Regions from separate parts of the Homo sapiens genome. Here regions 2 and 3 are each linked to region 1. A link is a contact called in ENCODE Hi-C or POLR2A ChIA-PET data. All regions are on one chromosome and are shown on one strand. Each heading gives the region's core, a stretch centred on a gene start or an enhancer-like site at or near the end of the contact. The rest is flanking DNA. Distances are from core to core; before and after follow the strand shown.

Region 1 (4,790 bases), core at 730-3,229:
GGGAACTGATTATAGATGTTTTGAACAAATATTTGCCACCTACCATCTTAGGCAATTCAGGTATACAGACTGAGCATTCCCAATCCAAAAATCTGAAATCTGACATGCTCCAAAACCCAAAACCTTAAAGTGCAGACATGATGTCACAAGTGGAAAATTCCACACCTGACTCCATGTGACTTGTCAAAAACACAGTCAAAACCTTGTTTCATGCAAAAAAAAATTATTTAAAGTATTCCATAAAATTAACTTCAGGCTATGCATATAAGGTATATGTGAAATATAAATCAATTTCATGTTTAGACTTGGTCCCACCCCCAAAATATCTCATTATGTATATGCAAATATCCCAAAATCCAAAATCCAAGACGCTTCTGGTCTCAAGCATTTTGGATAAGGAATTATTAACCTGTACCACATCCCATTAGTGAGAATATGGTTTAGAAGGGCAGGTAAGAAATATAAATAAGCTCATTATAAAATAAAGCGATTAGGCGATTAGAGCCAAGTACAAAGGGTAAGAGTAATACAATACCCTTGTATTTCCTTTACTTTCAGGGACTTATGGCAGAACTTACGAAGAATATCACATAGAGAATAGGTACTATCTAAAAGTACACACTTAGGAAAGATTCTTAAAAGCCAGCTTTATTTTCACTGTAACAGTAATCTTATTCTGGGAAGCGGTGGCTGTCATTAAACCAATTAGGCCTTTGTTAACACACTGAGCCCTAAAAACAAAAAAAACAGCTCTCACGAACCAGTTGGTCCAGCCTTTATACAAGCTAAAAATTATGGGGTGGGGGCCGGGCGCGGTGGCTCACGCCTGTAATCCCAGCATTTTGGGAGGCCGCGGCAGGTGGATCACGAGGTCAGGAGTTTAAGACCAGCCTGGCCAAGATGGTGAAACCTGGTCTCTCTAAAAATACAAAAAAATTACTCGGGCGCGATGGCGGACGCCTGTAATCCCAGCTACTCGGGAGGCTGAGGCAGAAAATTGCTTGAACAGGGAGACGGAGGTTGCTGTCAGCCGAGATCGCGCCACTGCACTCCAGCCTGGGAGTGCAGACTCCGTCTCAAAAAATAAAAATAAAAAAAAAAATAGGGTGGGGCAGCTGCTACGGCTGTGAGGTAACTGATAACTGCATTTAATATCTCCCTCCTTTTTTTCAATGGTTGTGTTTTTAGAACTGATTAAAAGATGAAATGTAGAATGAAGTCTACACCCATTTAATACTCCCCATTCAGGTCTCAGATCAAATGTTACCACCCTATCTAAAGTTGTTCTTGGCACAACACCTTTTCTTTCCTTGATGGCATTTAACATTATCCGAAATCATTTTATTAACGTGCTGGTTAATTGTCTGCCTCCATCAGACAGAACGTGGACCTGACGTGTCGTGTGCACAGCTCTAGTCCTAAGCTCTTAGAACAGTGCCTGACACATAACAGGCGCTCAGGAAACATTAATAAAACGAAGACAGGTGGAATGCCGTTCTCCACCCCGCTGCACAAATCTCTCCTCCTACCCCCTTATAAACTGAGTTCCCACAGCGCTGCTATTGCAATTAACTGGCTACGCTCGGGATGCAACCCCGGGTTTCCTTCCTGTTCTATCCCCTGGCTTGGATGTCGGTGCCAGGCACGCTGTAGGCACTCGATGGCAGATCGCTGAATGAATGACACGGCAAGCCGGGCACAAGCAGTGGCACCGCTGCGATGCCGGTTCCGAGGCTACCACAGCCCAGCCGGACCGCCACCATCATCGGCCTTCCCGCGTAAACCCCGGCCTCCCGGAGCCAAAACCTTCAGGAAGGCATGAATGTCGCCACATTGCCCTTTTGGAGGGAGGCCCTGCCTCCGAGAAGAGGCGTAGGGCCCAACGTATAGGGCCGCCACTCACTGTAGGTGCGGCCCAGGGCTTGGAAGAGCAGATCACGCTTCACGCTGACAGTCGGCATGGTGTGTCGAACTCACTGCGCCTGCGCAGCGAGCTGACCCGGGCTTCCCTAGCGAAGCGCGTAGGACCCGCCTCTTCTTGTGCGTGTTGTCTTGAATATCGCCATTCTGCTGGCAACAGTTCCTGTTCTCTTTTTAACCTAAAAACACTCATCATGCCATTACCTCGCTGATTAAATGTATCTTTATGAGACTAATAGCTTAAAAGCCTGTAAGAAAGATATAATTTGATAGAACTGGCTAGGATTTGTCAGGCATTGTAATGTACTGACCCTGAAGTCCCGGATGCTTCCAGGGCGCTAACGGCCGGGGACGCCCACCAGGTGGGCGGGGCGAGAGTGGGGCGCGTCAGGGAGGGGGTGGGGCCTCCACGTGGGAGATCTTGCCTGGAGGTGGTGGAAATGCGAGTGGAGAGGGTTCAAGGCTTCCTGCAGAGAAAGGTGTGCAAATCCTGGCGGCGGGAGAGGGGCTGTTAACAGACCTCAGTTTTTACTTCATTCTTTAATCTCTCCTCTACTCGTATAAGTGATATACCTGTGCTTTGTTTGAACTTTACGGCAGCCCTATAAGGGAGGCATTGTAAGAGACCTCTTTTTTTGTCTATTTGCTCAGTGCTCTCTGCTGTCAGTGGGCTGTGCTCAGCCCTCTGCCAGCATTAAATTTCCTCCTTAAAACAACCCTGAGTGTAATAGGCTGAATAACGGCCCCCAATAATATCAGACCCTAATCCCTGCAACCTCTAAATGTAACTTTATATGGAAACAGCGTCTTTGCAGGTTAAGTTAAGGATTTTGAGATGAAGATTATCCTGGATTCGAAAGACGAACACTAAATGGAATCACAGTATCCTCATCAAATCATAAAAGGGAGGTTGAGAGAGACGATTTAGCCACGGTGGCAGAGATTGGAGTATGGCAGCCACAACCCAAGGATGCCAGCAGCCACCAGAAACAAAGAGACAAGCACACACTGGGGGTGAGGGGGTGGAGGAGCGGGGAGCATCAAGAATAGCTAATAGATGCTGGGCTTAATACTTAGGTGATGGGATGATCTGGGCAGCAAACCACCATGGCATACATTTACCTATGTAACAAACCTTCACATCCTGCACATGTATCCCTGAAATAAACAGAGACAAGGACAGATTCACGCCCAGCCCATGGGGCAGCCCTATAATGCATGCTGATTTGGGCCCAGTGAAACTGATTTTGGGTTTCTGGCCTCCAGAACTGTGAGAGCATAAATTTATGGTTTAAGTCAGCAAGTTCGTGGTAATTTGTTTCAGCAGCCAAGGGAAACTAATACATCAAGATAGGTACCATTATCCCTGTTTTACAGGTAATGAAACTAAGGCACAAACTGGCAGTTCCAGGGGGAGCCTTGCCCTAATCCTTTCTACTGTACAGTGAGTGAGGGCTTCTTCCAAAGTCCTTCACATGAGGGGAGAAAAGCTGAGCCAGATGTAAGCCACCCTAACTATTAATCAAGCAGTTTTTCACTATACAGTATTAGCTCCCCTCCATGGGAAGGCAGTCCCTTCCCAGTGACCAACATAACAGATTGGCAACACCCCATAAATGGCAAACATCCCCAATGCAAAATACAGCTTTCCACCTAAAATTGGTGCTTTCTGCTCAATTAATAAGCAAAGGACTAGTGCCAGGCATGATGGCTCACACTTGTAATACCAACACTTTGGGAGGCTGAAGTGGGCAGATCACTTGAGGTCAAGAGTTGGAAACCAGCCTGGCCAACATGATAAAACCCCATCTCTACTAAAATTACAAAAATTAGCTGGGTGTGGTGGTGGGCACTTGTAATCCCAGCTACTGGGGAGGCTGAGGACTGAGAATCACTTTAACCCAGGAGGCAGAGGTTGCAGTGAGCCAAGATCACGCCACTGCACTCCAGCCTGGGTGACAGAGCAAGACTCTGTCTTAAAAGCAATAACAACAACAACAACAAAATAGTAATAATAAATAACCAAAGGACTTCCTGCTGACCTGCTCTGCTTTGGGCACTCCAAAGTGTTCTGTGGCCTCTGAACCTCAGTTTCCTCATCCATAAAATAGGGATAATAATATACACCTTAAAGAATTATTGTGTCCCATATCTGTAATTCCAGCACTTTGGGAGGCCGAGGTGGGAGGATTACTTGAGCCCAGGATTTCAAAACCAGCGTGGGCAACAGAGTTGGACCCCATCTCTAAACAAAAAGAAAAATTAGCCAGGCATGGCGGCAACACACCTATGATCCCATCTACGCGGATCACTTGAGCCCGGGAGGTTGAGGCTGTGGTGAGCTGTGATCGCGCCACAGCACTCCAGCCTGGGTGACAAAGTGAGACCTTGTCTTAAAAACTAAAAAAGAATTATTGTAAGAATTTGAAATAATACTCATAAATAACTAGTATAGTTCTTATCATGTCAGAGGTCCTGGAAATGGGGCAACTGTCATTTTTTTTAATCCTCCTAGTTAGTTTTCTGCTAGTCTCAGACCACCAAGGGGCATTTTGTTCCCATCTCTCACATCCCCCAACTGACCTATCCTACTTTTTATCATTGCACATGTTACAGGTACTCTGTCCCTTCTCTGTGAGAAGCTAAACTGTTAGAAGATTCTAATGGAAAAGAGGAAACTAGGCCACTAGGGCTCATCACAAATGGCATTAGCTAACTGAAAGGAAAGGTACATGGAAAATGATGAGATCGTATATCACAAAATGTAGGTACATGCTTCTTTCATCTAACTTTGGGGCCAGACTGAAAGCAGGAATGAGGTGGCAGCATTTCCTAGGAAGGAAAGACGAGCTGGACAAAAGGCATGGAAA
Region 2 (4,790 bases), core at 993-3,492, 3.0 Mb before region 1:
ATGAGCAGTGATGATGACCAGAGGCCACTTTTGTCACCATCTTGATTTTGGCAGGTTTTGTCCAGCTTCTTTACTGCATCCTGTTTTATCAGTAGGGTTTTTGTGACCTGTATCTTGTGATAATGGTCCTGCCAACCTCCTGTCTTTTTTTTTTTTTTTTTTTGAGACGGAGTCTTGCACTGTTGTCCAGACTACTGGAGTGCAGTGGCGCAATCTCGGCTCACTGCAAGCTCCGCCTCCTGGGTTCATGCCATTCTCTTGCCTCAGCCTCCCGAGTAGCTGGGACTACAGGCGCCCGCCACCATGCCCAGCTAATTTTTTGTACTTTTAGTAGAGACGAGGTTTCACCGTGTTAGCCAGGATGGTCTCGATCTTCTGACCTCGTGATCCGCCCACCTCGGCTTTCCAAAGTGCTGGGGTTACAGGTGTGAGCCACCGCGCCCGGCGTAACCTCCTATCTCATCCTGTGACTAAGATTACCTAACCTCTTGGGAATGCAGCCCAGCAGGTCTCAGCCTCATTTCACCCAGCCACTGTTCAAAATGGAGTCACTCTGGTTCGAATGCCTCTGATGTGTACAAATCTATTGTGCTCATTGAAGCTTGCCTTTTTATACACTTCTTGGCTCAGAGAAATACTTTTTTTGGAGGCAGCAAATGTAGCAGAAAGAACAGGCAATTCTGAAGCAAGAAGAGTGATATGGTTAGGCTTTGTGTCCCCACCTAAATCTCATCTTGAATTGCAAACCCCGTCATCCTCACAGGTCAAGAGAGAGACCAGGTGGAGGTAATTAAACCACGGAGTGGTTTCCCCCATGCTGTTCTCGTGACAGGGAGTGAGTTCTCACGAGATCTGATGGTTTCATAAGGGGCTCTTCCCCCTTCATTCGGCCCTTCTTCCTCCCACCTTGTGAAGAAGGTGCCTTGCTTCCCCCTCACCTTCTGCCGTGATTGTAAATTTCCAGAGGCCTCCCCAGCCATGCTGCACGGTGAGTCAATTAAACCTCCTTCCTTTATAAATTACTCATTCTCGGGAAGTTCTTTATAGCAGTATGAAAACAGACTAATACAAAGAGTTTTCTGTGTTAACTCCCGGCACCGTCACTCACTGTTGTGACCTTGGGCAAGTTGCTTAAGCTCTCTGTGTCTGTTTCTTAATCTGTACAGTGGGTATGATATTAATACCTATCTCATAGGTATTTTTTTTTTTTGGTCTTAAATGATTCATGGGAAAAGTATGATGTATGCTGAGAAGCAGCACAAAGACATTTCATGTGTGCGGACCTCATGTACGTGGACCATGTGGAAGGCAGCTTTAGTCCTGACTGCAGAAAAGCGATGTTCACATGCGCGTTGGGAACTGGCCTGCGCACCCAGATTCCCAGATCCAGGAAAGCCCTTCATTTCCAGTGCTTTCCATCCTCGCTCCAGCGGCAGATGTTAGAAGCTGACTGAGATGTTTTCTGGATTAATTGCCCCCAAACATTCAGGGTTTTATGTTTTAGAATGTCTGAACAGGTTGGAATTTGAATCTCCCTTCTGCCACTCCTTGTCTTATTTTGGAAATGAACTTAAAGTCACATTTTTGAGATTCCGACTATGTGACGCATTGAGCTATTTGGAGCGTTGGTTTGCGGCTGTTTCTAAGCCTGGACTCTTGACACGGCTTTGCCTGCAGCTCTGGACTCTCCCTCAGGCTCCAGGGCTCCCTGTGCCCTTGCGGTGCTCCGGCCTCTTGGCTTCTGAGTTAGATTGGGCATCTCTCAGATTCCTTGGCTACTGAGTCTGTACATCCCATGACTCCCGTCCTCCCTCTCCTTCCACAAGCCGGTCGGTGACCACGCAGCCTTCTAGGTGGTCCAAACTTTCTGGAGCTTTCCACTGGGAAGATCCTAATAGCCCTAATCCCTCCTTTAACATCAAGCAGAGCTGCCCTCAATCTTTTAATAGAAGCAGGTGAACTCCGACTAGATTTTTTGTGCACTAGTGAGGCTTGCTGTGTTTACTGGTATATAGGATACATTCCCCGCTTTTCCCAAATGATGGATTATATATGCAAAATAAAATTTTATACTTTATATATGAATAATGTATATGTTACAACATAAGATATATTACGTATTACATAATACTATACACATAACATATATCAAATATATGGCATTGTACGATATCTAATCGTTTATTATATACACAAGTTTTCTTGTCAGTCTTACGCTTTGGTATCAGGCACAGCTGGAAGGCTGAGAAAGAGGTAAAATAATGGGGCATGCTACCCCCTAGTGGCAGAAGATGGCAACATACATTTTGCAAATGTGAGCGCTTTTCATCCCCTTATCAAAAAACAAAACAAAAACCAGAGACCACACAGATGAATATGGAATTTGAGTAACTCCCCTATGTTATGAATTTAAGTATTTTTTCACTGCAACTCATATTCCTAAATACCAAGATATTTCTTTTTAGCTCTGTGATTTTATTCTTGTTTTTAGGGATACTAGACTGTGTATCAAAACCGTACTATTTTTTAATGGAGTCACAATCCTGTGTACTATATTTATAGGAATAAAATATTTCCCTTACAGCTTAGTCTTTATTTTTCCAAAAAACTTTCTGAAAAATTGAGATGTATCTGATATCCCCGCGCATTTCACATGTTGGCAAACATGGCATTTTACTGCCTCTGGTGCACAAAAAGCCCTTGAGCGCTCACCTAATGCTTCTGTGAAGTCAAGGGTTCCGAGCACGCTGACTCCATGTTGCTAGGGAGCCTCTCTAGGAGGCCAGCAGGCCGCTGGGCGGCCCCGACTGGGATCTGCTGTGGTATGTGGCCCTCTTTGCTAGTGCAGGAGCTTCCTCCGGTCACTTTACCTGCATTCCTTTGAGCCTGGGGCCCAGGCGGGGGACCCTAGCAAGAGGCTTACTTACGTGGTCCCCTGATACCAGGCATGGGAATGGTAGCACTTGCTGATTGTGTGGGTCTCTGGCCACAATGGAAATATTTAACACACAACACCTTAGAGTGGAGGTGGGCAGATTTTTCTCTGAAAAGGACCAGAAAGTAAATATTTGATTAAATTAATTAATCAATTTATTTAGAGACAGAGTCTGGCTTTGTTGCCCAGGCTGGAGTGCAGTGGTGCAATCTTGGCTCACTGCAACCTCCACCTCCCAAGCAATTCTGCTGCCTCAACCTCCCAAGTAGTTGGGACTACAGGCGTGCGCCAGCACTCCTGGCCAATTTTTGATTTTTAGTAGAGATGGGATTTCTCCATGTTGGCCAGGCTGGTCTCGAACTCCTGACCTCAGGTGATCCGCCCACCAGGGCCTCCCAAAGTGCTGGGATTAGAGGCGTGAGTCACCATGCCCTGTTTAGAAAGTAAATATTTTAGACTTGTGGCTCAATACAGTCTCTGTCGCAGCTCCTCAGTTCTGTTGTCTTGGTGCAAAAGCGAAAGGATGTGACTGTGTTCCAATAAAATTTCATGAACATGAATATAATTTTCATGTGTCTTGAAATAGTACTCTCCTTTTGAGTTTTTTCAACCGCTTTGAAATGGAAAATCATTCTTAACTTGCTGACAGTATAAAAACAGACAACAGGCTGGAAGTGGCCCGAGGGCCATCGTTTGCTGACCCTCGTCTGAGTATCCCGTTATTCCTTTCTAGCTATGGCAGTCTTTTCTAACAGTCACAAACAGCTGAATTCACGACTCTATTCTATCCAGTTTCCTGGATAAAACATAGTTCATAACCGGTTAAAATTTCTGGTCAATTCCAAACAGGCGCATATTTATTTAGATGTTTAGAACTGCTCTGTGGAGCCCAGCCCTTTATTTCCTCCAAAGAATTTGTTGATCTACTGAAAATTTTCTTTCAAAAACAACCTTATGGATGTGTTTTGTAAAAGTCTCATTTAGAACCTTTGGGGCCTCACTCAGTCACCCCTGAATCCTCATCTTTTCATGTACACACCTCTGTCCGTTTTCTCCTCTTTTCTTCCTAATTAGCTGCCTGTATAATTAAACCTTTCCTCATTTAGAGGTTCTGAGCCCTCACTGATACACTAATCACCCTGTGGCCCTCCTGTTGCCTCGTCTATTTCCTTTTGAGATGGAGGGCCCAGCACTGAACGGCAGTCAAGGTCGGGCCGCCCGCATTTGTATTACACACTAGTTCGCCATTACCATGGTGTTCGCTCCTTAATACAGACTAATAGCTCATTCTCCTTCATGACCTCCAGTGAGCACTGTGCAGCCATATTCAGTGCTGGCTTTGTGATAATTTCAAGATTTTTTTCTTTAGGAAGTTATAACTAATTCAGGGCCCATCAACGATCATAAATAGTTTAAATTGCTCTTTCGAGTGTGAACTGCCTCCCATGGGCCATTTAATTTACTGAATGTCCCCTGGCTGTGCTTGTTCTGTGACCAGCCCCTGTCCCTGCCCTTATTAACTCTGTTTCTGTATCTCACTTTGGTCCAGTCGGGAGAGGTGGCACTTATATTTGGGAATGAGCTTGTGCTTGCTATTGACCTACCTAGCAATGCATTAAAGATGGATTTGATCTGATTTAAAGTTTTATAAGCCCAAGGGGGTTGCCTCTGGAGGATTTTTGGAGGCCAAACTGATCCTGGAATTGTGCTTATAGGTGGTTTGCATTTGCTCAGAGAAAATCTAGGAATTTTACTTTACCTGAAACTTTTCTGGTTTTGCGGTTTTACTGGGTTTTAATAATTTGCCACCTCTGGAAAACTTCAGAGACAAGGTGTTGCCTAGTTGGCTAGACTA
Region 3 (4,790 bases), core at 1,194-3,693, 2.4 Mb after region 1:
GGAGCAATCTGCAGACACTTTCTTAACTAAGTGACCAATAACGGGACAAACTGACATGTCCCTCCTGATCCGATGTACTAAGGACACCCTATTTCTTCTGTGACATTCCCACCAAAAATACGACAGCTTAAATCCAACCATGAGGATGTAAACTGAGGTCCACTCTACAAAGCAACTGACCTGTATTTTTCAACATTTCGAGGTCAAGAAAGACAGATAATCTATTCTTGATTAAAGAAAACTTAAGAGATAGCACATCTAAATGAAATGGAATCCTTGGATTCTGGACCAGAAAAAAACAATAGTGGGTTAATTGTCAAAATCTTAGTAACATTTATGGATTACATAATCTTATCAATACTGATTTCTTGATCTTGGTCATTATATTATAGTTGTGTAAGAGAATTTCTTTTAGGAAATATATTTTGAAGTAAAGGGGCATCATGTCTAAAATTTATTCACAGATGTTTAAAAAGAAATAGTATTCTTTGTATGTGTAGAGAGAGAATGAATAATTTTTAAATTTTAAGTATGGCAAAATGTTAACATTTGGGGGATCTGAAGGAAGGGTATATGATATTCTTTGTACTGTATTTTACAATTGTTTTACAAATATGAATGCTTTTCAAAATAAGAAAAGAAAATCAGGCAAACATTGAGCACATTTTGATTCATGGCCAGGCATGGTGGCTCATGCCTATAATCCCAGCACTTTGGGAGGCCGAGGTGGGCGGATGCCAGGAGTTTGAGACCAGCCTGGCCAACATGGCAAAACCCCATTTCTACTAAAAATACAAAAAAAAAAAAATTTAGCCGGGCATAGTGGCACATGCCTGTAATCCCAGCTACTCAGGAGGCTGAGGCACAAGAATTGCTTTAACCAGGGAGGTGGAGGTTGCATGAGCTGAGATCACGCTACTGTGCTCCACTGTGAGCAACCAATGAAACTCTGTTTCAAAAAGAAAAAAAAGAAAAAGAAAAAAAAATCAAAAAAACATTTTGATTCATGGTTACCACAGGGAAGGGATGAACTTGGGAAAGGGAGAAGCTGACGGAGGTCTGCAAAGGTATTGGTCATGTGTATTTCATAAAATTAATTTTATTTGTATTCTTTAAGGAGTAAATAAACGTTCTAGGAACTCATTTATAGAAAAAGTAGAAAACAAGTATTTGCCACATTAAGCAGGTGCCCAGTGCAATGCAAGCTCTCTGGGCTTTGGTGGAGATCAGGGAAGGATTCTTGAGGAGATATCGAGTGAGAAGAATTCTGAGTAAGAATCGTGAAGGAGTCCTGTAGGCAGGAGAAAGACCAAATTAAAGGGCTGTGGCTTAAAGGAAGATGTTGCATAAGGGGTACTTGAAGGTGGTCCCTGGGCCTTTGACCCAGGCAGTAAGAGGACACTGGAGTTCGAAACTCCTAGATCCAAGGTGTTCCATGCTAGCAATGGGACATTTTAATATGTCTCCATATTTCCCTCAGCAAACTGGATAATTCAGAAAAAATCTAATGCACAATCTAATATGACTCACCACAACTAGAAAAAAATATTTAGAAATGGTAGAAATGTTCAACAGCTAAAAATTCCAATGAGAAATGATAGGTTGTGCATTTTAAAAAATAAAGAAATCATGGGCCTAGAATGCAATTTTCCTCACAATCACATTTCATGAAAGGCAATAATTAAAATGGTTAGTTTTAAAAAGTCCCTGAACCTGTTACATTTTCTCAGAAGCATTGGACCGAAATGCCTGGGCTCTTGTTTCCAAGGCTAGGTAATATTCAAAGCCCTTCAGTTAAAAAAAAAGGAGGATAATGCCATACTGCTCCCCTTTTACTACAATATTTGCAATGCATTACCCTTTCAAAATTGACAAGTTATGGTTAGAACATTTTTTAAAAACCATACATATGCATATACATCTATCCATCCATCTAACCAAGAATCATTTATGAAGCTATTATAAAACTCTCTGTCTGGAAGCAATGAGATAATAACTAAATAATTACAATAAAAATTAATTAAGGTATTCAAGAAGTGTTATGGAAATACAGAAGAGGAAGAGACTAAGTCTGCCTGTGGACTCAGAAGAGGGTAACAGAAGAGGGGCAAATTAGTTGGGTCTTGAAAGGCAAGCAGGAGCCGAACAAGAAGAGAAAAAAGGAAGTGTCCTCTGGGTAGCTGGTGGCACGGGCCTGAGTGGCATCCTTGGGTAATGCCCAGAAGCTTGAGTGGCTGAAGTGTGGCAAAGGTTGGAGGAAAGAGAATACTAGAAAGTGAAGCTAGATGCCAGAAAGGTAGGCTGAAACCAAGTGAGATGTAATCCTCTGAGGGCAATAATCAAGAACATTAGCAGCATTCTGGCAGGGCTATATCATGATCAAAGCTGTGTGTTCACAAGATGCAGGCAGAATGGAGGGTGGATAGTTGCCTGGGGAGAGACAGGAAGACAACTAGTGAGAAGGCTGGAAGGAAACCACAAGGACATTGCAAAACACTGTCTGGGGAAGAAATACTGAGTGACTTACATAAATCACTAAGGTCAGGGAGCTGTCTGAAATATTTAGGAGGTAGCCTTGCCAGTACTTGGAGCATGAACTGATGTGGAGTGGCCAGGGGTGGAAATAATTGAGCATGGTTTTAGTTTGAGATTTCCTGGATCCACTGAGGTATACAACTCAGGAAATAAGAAAAGCAGATTTATGAAGCAAGAAACTGTGTTAGATCTGGATCCTGTTGAGTTTGAAGTAATTGAGGAACTTCAGGACAGAGATATCAATGGGCAGAGCTCAGAGATGTGTGAAAGGGTGAAATCACCTAGGGGGGGTTTTGTGGGGAAGGCAGAGAGAAGGGGGTCTAAGATTAGATCCCTTGTACATCCTAACATTAAAAGCCCATTTTTCCTCAAATTGTTCCATGGATTGAAAATATATTGAATAATACTTGATCCACTCTTCTGTGACCAGATATATAGTGAATCTCTGTTTATTGATGAATCAAAGATGTCTTTTTGAATCAAATGCCTGTGTTAAATGGTTCAGACTATCTTTCAGAGTAGTGATGATTGAGTCCCCATACACAACTTATAGTCAGCTTGTCAGGCCCCGTACATAGAGCACGTGGTTCTTCCCACAGGCTCCTCAGTACACAGTACTAGGGAATATATGGAGAAAGAAGTACAGAGCCTTGTAGGTCTGAGATCCGTCATGGATGAAATGTATTCTCACCTAAACAAAATGATGAGGCCTGGTCAGAGACAAAGCCCTACACAGACCTCGCCTGCACACCCAGACCAGGCCCCACTAGTCACCTTTCGTGACAGTCTAGGGTCTACTGAATCACAGTGAGATCATTCTGAGATGTTCACGCCCAGGCACAGGAGCACAGAGGCAACTGGACAGCACTCTCCTTGGCCCGATGACCACTGTAATAATGAACACGGATGTAGCTTCAAAACTCTGAAGCATGTTATCACTTGATCCTTGAGATGGTTTGGATCTATGTCCCCACCCAATTCTCATATCAAATTGTAACCCCCAGTGTTGGAGGTGGGGCCTCGTGGGAAGTGATTGCATCATGGGATCGGTTTCTCATGGTTTAACACCATCCGCCCTGGTACTGTGGTCATGATAGTGAGTCTCACAGGGATATGGTTGTTTAAAAGTGTGTAGTGCCCCCTCCCTCTCTCTCCTTCTCCTGCTCCTGCCATGTAAGACGCCCCACTTCCCCTTTGCCTTCCTCCATGATTAAAAGCTCCCCAAGGTCTCCCCAGAAGCAGATGCCACCATGCTTCCTGTATAGCCTGTGGAACTGTATGTGAGCCAATTAAACCTCTTTTCTTTACAAAGTACCCAGTCTCAGGTATTTCTTTATAGCAGTGGGAGAACAGACTAACACAATCCTCATAAGAATTTTGTGTCTACTAATTTTACAAGGATAAAAGCTAAGGTCTATTAACTTAATCAAAGCCACATAAGCAGAGGGTTAGATTTAAGAACTGTCTCTGGTATTCTATAAAAGATAGTTCCTTCCGCTTTGTTTTAGGATCAGAAAGCAGTGCCTCGGGAAGAGTTAGTCCTTTTAATCTTTTAATGCACTTTCTGAGCATTTTTATAATAGGCCCCACAAAGATGTCCACACCCTAATCCACAGAACCTATAAATATACTCATTTCCATGGAAAAGGGGACTTTGCAAATATGATTAAGATGGAAGACCTGCAGATGGGAGATTGTCCTGGATTATCTAGGTGGCCCAATCCAATCACCAGTCCTTCAGTGGGAGAGGAAAGCAGAAGCGTGGGTCCGAGGGGCGCAACATGTGAAGAACTTGAGCCATCACCACTGGCTTTGAAGATGAAGGAAGGAGGCCAGGTTTAAGCAATGTGGGGGCCTCTAGAAGCTGGCAATAGACCTCAGTTTGTATCCAGCAAGAAAATGGGGACCTCGGCCCTACAGTCTCAAGGAACTGAATTCTGCCAACAGCCCAAGTAAGCATGAGACAAATTTTCCTCTAGAGCTCCACAAAGGGTCACAGCCTTGCTGATACCTTGATTTTAGCCTGGTGAGACCCTCACCAGACTTCTCACCTACACTACGGTAGGATAATACACAGATGCTGTTTAAGCGCTAAGTTTATATAGTCTGTTATTGCAGCAACAGAAATCTATTAAGATCCTTTGTATCTCTGCAAAGTCACAGCAGCCCAGACCCAGTCAAATTCTGATCATTGAGGGCACTGAGACAGCACATGCAGTAATTCTGATCACTAGACTTTTGGCATAATGTCAGCT

The links. A loop is a pair of places that touch in the nucleus more often than their neighbours do. ChIA-PET counts read pairs that join two places held with the same protein, here RNA polymerase II (POLR2A). Pooled maps may share reads with other maps.
Region 2: a loop to region 1 is called in a map of mammary epithelial cell, with 17 times the contacts of the local background. The contact joins the enhancer-like site here to the promoter of FARSB in region 1. A Hi-C loop is called at or near these places in 1 of 168 maps with a recorded cell type or tissue (mammary epithelial cell) and 1 of 50 pooled maps. POLR2A ChIA-PET finds 5 or more read pairs at or near these places in 1 of 52 experiments (activated CD4-positive, alpha-beta T cell).
Region 3: a loop to region 1 is called in a map with no recorded cell type, with 3 times the contacts of the local background. The contact joins the enhancer-like site here to the promoter of FARSB in region 1. A Hi-C loop is called at or near these places in 1 of 37 single-sample maps with no recorded cell type and 1 of 50 pooled maps. POLR2A ChIA-PET finds 5 or more read pairs at or near these places in 1 of 52 experiments (activated CD4-positive, alpha-beta T cell).

Annotation. Positions count from the first base shown.
Region 1 is chr2:222,654,113-222,658,902 of GRCh38, forward strand. It overlaps FARSB (phenylalanyl-tRNA synthetase subunit beta), which reads right to left and starts at 1,980. Exons shown (of 17, transcript NM_005687.5): 1 at 1,904-1,980. The coding sequence starts at 1,961. LOC124907985 (a long non-coding RNA gene) reads left to right here and starts at 2,321. Exons shown (of 2, transcript XR_007088095.1): 1 at 2,321-2,399. RefSeq lists an enhancer at 2,041-2,090 and a silencer at 2,207-2,403.
Region 2 is chr2:219,687,594-219,692,383 of GRCh38, forward strand. No RefSeq gene overlaps it. Among named protein-coding and RNA genes, the nearest start is that of LINC02832, 40 kb to the right of the region's middle. RefSeq lists enhancers at 138-701, 382-1,581, 702-1,265. Within about 2 kb of position 2,243, at least 11 of the 41 ENCODE cell types and tissues checked have a DNase peak (open chromatin) inside an H3K27ac peak, as active enhancers do; they include mammary epithelial cell, where a contact is called at or near this core.
Region 3 is chr2:225,023,933-225,028,722 of GRCh38, forward strand. All of the region lies in intron 1 of DOCK10 (dedicator of cytokinesis 10), which reads right to left. Among named protein-coding and RNA genes, the nearest start is that of MIR4439, 16 kb to the left of the region's middle. Within about 2 kb of position 2,444, at least 5 of the 41 ENCODE cell types and tissues checked have a DNase peak (open chromatin) inside an H3K27ac peak, as active enhancers do.